2 separate regions of the Homo sapiens genome follow, and region 2 is linked to region 1. The links are chromatin loops, found by intact Hi-C in ENCODE. Cell type or tissue: mammary epithelial cell. All regions are shown on one strand.

Region 1 (4,000 bases):
ACATCTTTTTTTTTTAATTTGAAGTTTTTGGATTTTCTTTTTTGAGGTGAAATTGACATAGTATAAAATTAACCATTTTAAAGTAAACAATTTAGTGACGTTTAGTACATTCACCATGTTGTGCAACCAACACCTCTGTTTAGTTCCAAAACATTTTCATCACCCCAAAAGGAAACAGTGTACTCATTAAGCAGTTGCTCCCCATTCCCTATTTCTCCCAGACCCTGGTAACTATCAATCTGCATTCTGTCTCTATGCCTCTACCTATTCTGGATATCTTATATAAGCGGAATTATACAATGTATGGCCGTTTGTATTTGGATTTTTTCACTTAGCATAATGTTTTCAAGGCTTATGCACATTGTAGCATGGATCAGTACTTATATCCTGACTGAGCTATGACTGAATAATATTCCATTGATTTATAAACACAATTTGTGTATCCATTCATCCATTGATGAACATTTGAGCTCTCGACGAAAAGCGTCAAACTCTGTAAAATATTTGAAGAGATTTATTCTGAGCCAAACATGAGTGATGATTGCCCGTGACAGTGCCCTCAGGAAGTCCTGAGAATCTGTGCTCAAGGTGACTGGGGTGCAGCTTAGTTTTATACATTTTAGGGAGGCATAAGACATCAATCAAATACATTTAAGAAATACACTGGGCTGTGCGCAGTGGCTCATGCCTGTGATCCCAGCACTTTGCGAGACCGAGGCGGGCGGATCACCCGAGGTCAGGAGTTTGAGACCAGCCTGGCCATCGTGGCAAAACCTCATCTCTACTAAAAATACAAAAAATTAGCTGGGCATGTTGGTGGGCACCTGTAATCCCAGCTACTTGGGAGGCTGAGGCAGGAGAATCTCGCTTGAACCTGGAGATGGAGGTTGGAGTGAGCCAAGATTGTGCTACTGCACTCCAGCCTGGGCGACAAGAGCAAGACTCCATCTCAAAAAAAAAAAAAAAAAAAAAAGAAATACATTGGTTTGGTCCAGAAAGGCAGTACAACTTGAAGGTGGGGGATGGTTCCAGGCTATAGGTAAATTTAAACATTTTCTGGTTGAATATGTCTAAAGACCTGGGATTAACAGAAAGGAATGTCTGGGTTAAGATAAAGGATTGTGGAGACCCAAGTTCTTATTTATCAGACTTAAAGTCTGTGTTAATGTTAACGCCAGAGATGTATAATGATGCATGTTAGACCCCCCACTTCCCATCATGGCCTGAAACAGTCTCTCAGGTTAAATTTTAAAAGAGCCCTGACTGAGGAGGAAGTCCATTCAGATGGTTGCGGGGCCTTAGAATTTTATTTTTGGTTTACGGGGCTGTTTCCACCTTTTGTCTATTGTGAATAGTGTTACTGTGAACATGCATGTGTGTATGCTTGTTTGAATACCTGTTTTCAGTTCTTTTCACTATATATCTGGGAGTGGAAATGCTGGGCGATTCTGTGTTTTAGCCTTTTGAAGAACCACCACCAAACCATTTTCTACAGTAACTGCACCATTTTACATCCCTACCAGCAATGTATGGGAGTTCAGATTTCTCCACATTTGCTCCAACACTTTTTGTTTTCCATTTTATAGCCATCCTAGTGGGTGTAAAGCGATACTCCTGGTGGTTTTGATTTGCATTTCTCTGATGACTAATGGTGTTTTAACATGTTTTCATGTGCTTCTTGGCTATTTGTATACCTACTTTGAAGAATGTCTATTCATGTTTTTTGGCCACTTAAAAATTTAACTGTTTGTGTTGCTGAGTTTTAAGATTTTTTCTAATATATTCTGGATACTAGATCCTTATCAGATATATGATTTACAAATATTTTTTCCTGTTTTGTGGGTTGTCTTTTTACTTTCTTGGTGATGTCCTTTGAAACATAAAAGCTTTAAATTGTGATGACATCCAGTTTTTTTTTCTTTTGTTGCTTGTGCTTTTGGTGTGTCATACCTAAGAATCCATTGCCAAGTCCAAGGTCATGAAGATTTACCTCTATGCGTTCTTCTAAGAGTTTTATGGTTTTATTTCTTATATTTAGGTTGTTGATCCATTTTGAGTTAATTTTACATTTGTTGTAATGTGTGGGTCCAACTTCGTCTTTTGTGTCTGTATATGCAGTTTTCCCGGCACCGTTTGTTAAAGAGACTATTCTTTCTCCATTGAATGGTCTTGGCAACATTGTCGAAAATCAATCAAATATATGGGTTTATTTCTGGACCCTCCATTCTATCCCATTGATCTGTACGTCGCTTCTTATGCCGGTAATCACACTACTTTGATTGCTGTTGCTTTGTAGTAGGTGTTGAAATAAGAAAGTGTGAGTGCTCTTTTCTTATTTTTCAATATTGCTTTTCGCACGGGGTAACTTTTTATTTGCTCCTGACTATGTCTTATTTCTTTGCACAACCTCTTCTACCACTCACAGAACCAAGTGTCCTAAGATGCACGTTTCTTCAAGGTTTCATCTTTTCTCACAGTCACAAATGTGTCTAGACTACAGTTCAGGTTTGTTGTGATTTCATGATATGACTACTTTAAGACTGGTCTGGGACAGGGTAAATTGATAGAAGGGAGCTGAAATGTGACATGAGCATCCTTCTCTGACTCATCCAGACAGCGTTTACTTAATGGTCCATTTACTTATCTATGAGCACTGAGTGTGAGAATGGCTCCCCTAATATTTAGTACAGCTCCTGGCTTTTAGTAGGGGATGACTGTGCCTATTTAGTGTATTGCTGAACAAAGAAATCCCTGACTAAATGTGAGTAGATGTCATGTCATTGCCTAGGCAAGGGTTCTGACCCCATTGACAAAGGACTTGCTGGTGGTGTTAATAAACCAGTTCTTAAATTGTGATCTAAGTTTGATCTGAACCAAGAGGCAAATGCCATCAAAGTGAATCCTGCGTGGAAGGCTGGTGGGAAGGAATAGAAATGTTTATTTTGCAATTAGCTAAGGATAAGGGACACTTTTCTGATTATTTTGCTTGGTAGCTCTGCAGACCACTGTTCTAACCACATTCACTGAGGGTTAGAGGCCAGTTGAAATCACTTCCGTTTGGTATCCAGGGAAATCACACCTACGTACAATTTTGGGGGCATGTTTCCCTACAATTATTGTTTGAATTCTGGTTACACTTAAAGCTGATGAGTTTCTTGGTGCCTTCTATGGAGTGCTGATTTTCACCTACATACCTGCAAATGTTTCTAAGTTACACATAGAGGAACTATTTATATTTCATTTGTGATATAATCATGGTGTTTTATTTTCTTAACCATTATGGAATTGAAGGACCTAGACAACTGGGTATCTGTTTTAGACAAATGTAATAAATGCATTAGCATTGCCCCTTCTTCTACTCCCAGTAATTGGCATTCCTGCTTTCTAAATTTGTGATTTTTTTGACTGTAATAAGAAATAAAATATTGCACTGTTTGGCACTTTGAAGTTGGCCTGCCTGGGTTGTTCACCTTAATACTTAACATCCTTGAGATAGTTATTTCACCTTTCTCAACTTCGTTTTCCCCCTCTGTAAAATAAGGGTTATGACCTTTCCCTTGAAGGGGAGTAATATGGATTATGTGAGGCATGTAGATAACATGTATGGCCAAGTGCCAAACATAGTGCTCAGTAAGTACATGAAAGCTCCCCATATACATACTAAAAAAAATAAATAAATAAAGGTTAGGGGTTGGGGTTAACCTTAGAAAAATGATTCCAGATGAAGAGAGGGAAAAACCTACAGCTGAGCCCATCTTCAGGGCCAGCCTTGGTCTATGTCTAATCTTGCTGCTCTCTGATCCAGTGATAGCATCTCTGCACTTGAACACTCAAAATGTTCCTGAAAGGGACCTACATTATTCAGATATGCAGCCAGCCACCTGGACCCTAGAATCAGTTTTAATGTCAGCAAGCATGATCTCTTCAAAATGCTCCTTTGAGAATATCCTGAATTCATTTAGTATTGTTTCCCCCTCTTCTGACAGGGCCTCTCTTCCTC
Region 2 (4,000 bases), 190 kb before region 1:
TTCTGTCCTCATAGGGTGAATAGGGAAAATCTTTACTTTTCCTGTCATTGAGGAAATATATAGCCCTTAAGATCTTTGTAAATATAGAATCTAGACTCTTCTGAAAGAAAAAAACCTTTCTTTCCTTTCACTCTAGGAAAAGAAAAATAAAGAAACATGAGCTGACATTCATTAGAATCCACTAAAAGGTGGAATTTCACTTTGACATTGAGCTTTAGAACCAGCACACCACAGACCCCAGAGTGATTCCACACTTTTCTATGCCCTCTGTCTTGAGCTTGTAAAAATAGGTCAGGTAAGTGTGAAATGCCCAGAGGCTGTAAAAGGCTGGAAAGAAGCTCACAGGCCAGCCTACCTGGGGACAGAGGATTAGGATGTGAGTGTGTGTTCCAGGACAAGAGCACCTGTCTCCCCAGAGGGCCCCTCACAGCCTGAGGAGGGCCATTTGCCTGAGCAATGTCCCAGTGCAAGGAATGGTTGGGTGCCTCTGCAGTCTTACGCCAGGAGACTTTGGGGGAACAGGAGCAGCAGGGCTCTTCCTGAGCCAGTGTGCAGGCTTCTGGGGACAGTTGAGATTTCTGCTGTATAAGGAATTAAATGGTTGGCACCTCACTCACCCATTGAAAATGCGCCCCAAGATGATACTGAAATGTTGGGCTGGGGGTTTCTCCTGGTACAGAAAAATCCAGTGACTAGATGGTGCACTGCAGGGAGAGGCAGCAGAGGAAGAAGCCCTGTCTGGAAGCCATTTCTGCAGGATGGAAGTGTGGTGTCTCGTAGCCCGACGTCTCCTGGAGGGCAGGGACCCCACTCACAGCCAAACTTATGGACCAGAGTTCCCTCAGGGATGGGGAAGTCCTCATTCTTTTAGTAATTCTCTATAAGGAGTAAGGAAATTGTGAGGGTGCCTTCTTCTGCCCCTCCCTCCCCCTCCTCCCCTGGCTCTTCTGCCTCCTGCCACAGTCATTGGCAAGTCTTTCCCTGAGGTATTTCAAGAATTGCTAATCCAAGTGACTGGTTCCATTTCCAACCCAGCTGATACCCATGACGTTTTGGAGCGAGTGAAGCACACCTGAAGCCTAGTCCCCTTGTGAGGTTCCTACTGCCCACCAGTGTAGGACATGGCCAGGAATGACAAAACAAGCCAGCAAATCACCAAAGAGGCCAAAATCGATGTCACAAAATGTTTCACTTGTTTTATTTATTTATACCCAACCTATTTTCAGAAAAAGCCTCAGAGTAACTTTAATTTATTCACATGTAAAATCTCCATTTGGAACCCATTTACACTAACTTTACACATAATTCTAATAAGTTTTCTAAGCTCTTAAATATAAAAAGCAGCAAATAATTAAATGTGGGAGAAGCTACTACAGACAGATAAACTGATAACAGCAGGAAATGACAAGTGCCAACAAGAGGGGAGACAGAAAAACTGAAATAGTCCCCAGAACTCAAAACCAACAGCCTGGGCCCATTTAGTGTGGGGTTAAATAACCCTTAGACTCTTACACCTAATCTAGACTGGGCCACTTATTGATATTTTCAGTGATGACCCCAAGTCTCTAAGAGGAGGTAAAATTATGTTCACTTTAAGGAAGTTGAAATGTATTTGTTTAGAAAGATTTTTGTCTTAAGTCACTAAAATTTTTAAGTTTTGTGTATACATGATTGAATTTTCAAGTACTTGGAGACTTAGTCATCTAGAATGACTCACAGCATGAAGTTCAAACAAGCCTGGGTAGCAGGTTTTCAGTGTGAACACAGGTGTGTTTGGGGTTTTAATCAGTTGACTCTTGGTACAAATTATACTTCCCATCTTGAAAGGGGTAATTTGGGGCTCAACATAGACCTTCCTTGCTATTAATGCAAATAGCATTAATATGATTCACACAGCAGTGAATCAGAACCACAAGGACCAAATGTTTCACCTGGAATCTATACAGGCATATAAACAAGTGACCAAATGGATTTGGTGCCTCCCCAAATTAAAAAGAGAATTTGGAAATATAACTCAAGGTGTTTTGTCTAAATTCCAAGGCTGTCAAAATTTTTATTTTTGATTTGGTTGGTTACATCCTAAACCCCTGGAACTGGGTGGCTGTAGGGTACAGCAGCCACTAGTCTTTGGCTGCCAAGAATCTCCCTTGTTACTTGGAAGAAATCCTGGTGGAAAGATGGGCTGTACTTCTCCCTACAGAAGCCAGAGGGGCCCAAGTATCTCTCCTAGCACGGAAAGAATGCGGCCATGTGACCCAGGATTGGCCTTGGCCTTTGAATCCACAGGAAGTAGTAGTTGTTCATGACATCTATACTATTTTAATAAGATAGACTGGGAGTGTCAGAGTAGGGGGAAATGACTGCCCTTGGAAAAAAAAAAGGATCCTGCAGGACAGACTTTGATGTGTGTGTGTCGCATGTGTGTAGTATGCGGTGTGTGTGTATGTGTGCATGCATGAACGTGCTTGTGTTTGCTTGACAGAAGGATTTCTAGTGTCATACCTTGGGGTATGGGTGGTGAGACAAAGCAAATAGAGACAGTGGGACCAGAAGAGACTCTGTATCTGCCCTAATATTGATATACTATGGTAAGACAAGGGCTGGGCCCAGTGACACAAAAGGCAAACATATTTAACAATAACAATTAAGATATCTTATATTTTTAACACTTCGTATGTCCCAAGTCCTGTGCTAAGGAATTAGCATGAATTATCTCAATTAATACTCATTAACATATGTGATGTAGCCTGTTTATACCCCCATTTCACAGCATCAGTCATGACTGTTTTATTGCCTAATTCAGGGGTCATTTTTAAGTCCTCATTCTGATGTTTAACCTCTCCTTTGGATGTTTGCCTACTTTGTTTTCCAGGACACCATATTATTCTTGTTCCTGCTTTCTGGTCATTGCTCTATTTTCTCTGTGGTCTACACTCTGCTCTCATCATGTATGTGGGGTTCCATCCTAAGCCTTCACACTCTCTGTAAATGATCCCATAATTTATAGTACCACCTATACATTAATGATGCTCAAGAATAGTAAATGTCAGTTACTATTCTTGAATGGTTTCTATGTTCCAGGTTTTTTTCTAAGTAGTTTAGATGTAATAGTTCACTTGACGTTCAACATCATGAGGTAATTCCTATTATCATTCTGATTTTATAGATGAAGAAACTGAGGTACTGAGGCTCCTCATGGTCACAAGCTACCAAGTGGTGGAGACAGAATTCTAACCAGGTGGTTCATCTCAAGAGCTTGAGTAAAGGACCCAAGGTTGAGGGCCTTCTTTAAGAAAAAGAACACAAAATTACAAATGAAAATTAAGTAGAAAAGTGAATATTAAGAATGGGAATAGAAATCATAACACATTATAAATTTGAAATTGCTAATAGAGGTTTCCACTTTTGGTTAAGATGGAATAACAGACCACGTTTACATCTTACCTGAAACAGCCAAAAACAACATCCAAAAAAGTGAAAAGAATATATAATCCAGTGATTTTTCAAGACAGTGGTTATCAAGTTACAAAGGACAGTGATCACAAAGAAATAAGAAACAAATAAAATAAATCTTATAATTACTCTTACTTTATTGAGCATTTCCAGGCTGTAGAGCAAAGAAGAAAATTCCAAATGGAACCTGGTGTACTCCTTGAATTGAACAGGCTGAACTGAGAGTCTGTGAAGTCCAAAGCAGCTAGAGTTCATAGATGGACTGCTGGGGAGGAAAGAGCTCCACAGAGAAGGAATTCCAGAGATCTGCAGAGGGCTGCCCTTGTGTATTGGCAGAGTACTAATCAGTGCATGTGTATGAGAAAACTACACAGGGCCAAAGAAAGAATCACCCAAAAGGATATCTAGTGTTTGTACAGGGCCAAGAATAGTATTTCTTTCTACCAGCCATATTGGAAACCATCAGAATTCTCAAAGCATTAGGTAGAATACTCAGAAATGTATAGTCTCTGTGGTGGGAAGTAGTTAGCTCTAGAAAAAACCATGG

Evidence for each region. A loop is a pair of places that touch in the nucleus more often than their neighbours do. Peaks named below come from ENCODE experiments on the same cell type or tissue, not always from the same donor. Only the 100,000 strongest peaks of a DNase experiment are listed, where the experiment ranks them.
Region 2: a loop joins it to region 1, with 2.8 times the contacts of the local background. A loop is called at or near these places in 1 of 110 quality-filtered maps.

The regions. Positions count from the first base shown.
Region 1 is chr2:170,309,715-170,313,714 of GRCh38, forward strand. All of the region lies in intron 7 of MYO3B (myosin IIIB), which reads left to right. Among named protein-coding and RNA genes, the nearest start is that of MYO3B-AS1, 39 kb to the right of the region's middle. In mammary epithelial cell, no CTCF peak of the experiment used is centred here; a DNase peak (open chromatin) is centred at 1,637.
Region 2 is chr2:170,121,581-170,125,580 of GRCh38, forward strand. No RefSeq gene overlaps it. Among named protein-coding and RNA genes, the nearest start is that of MYO3B, 55 kb to the right of the region's middle. In mammary epithelial cell, a CTCF peak has its summit at 2,198; a DNase peak (open chromatin) is centred at 1,841; H3K27ac peaks cover 1,919 bases.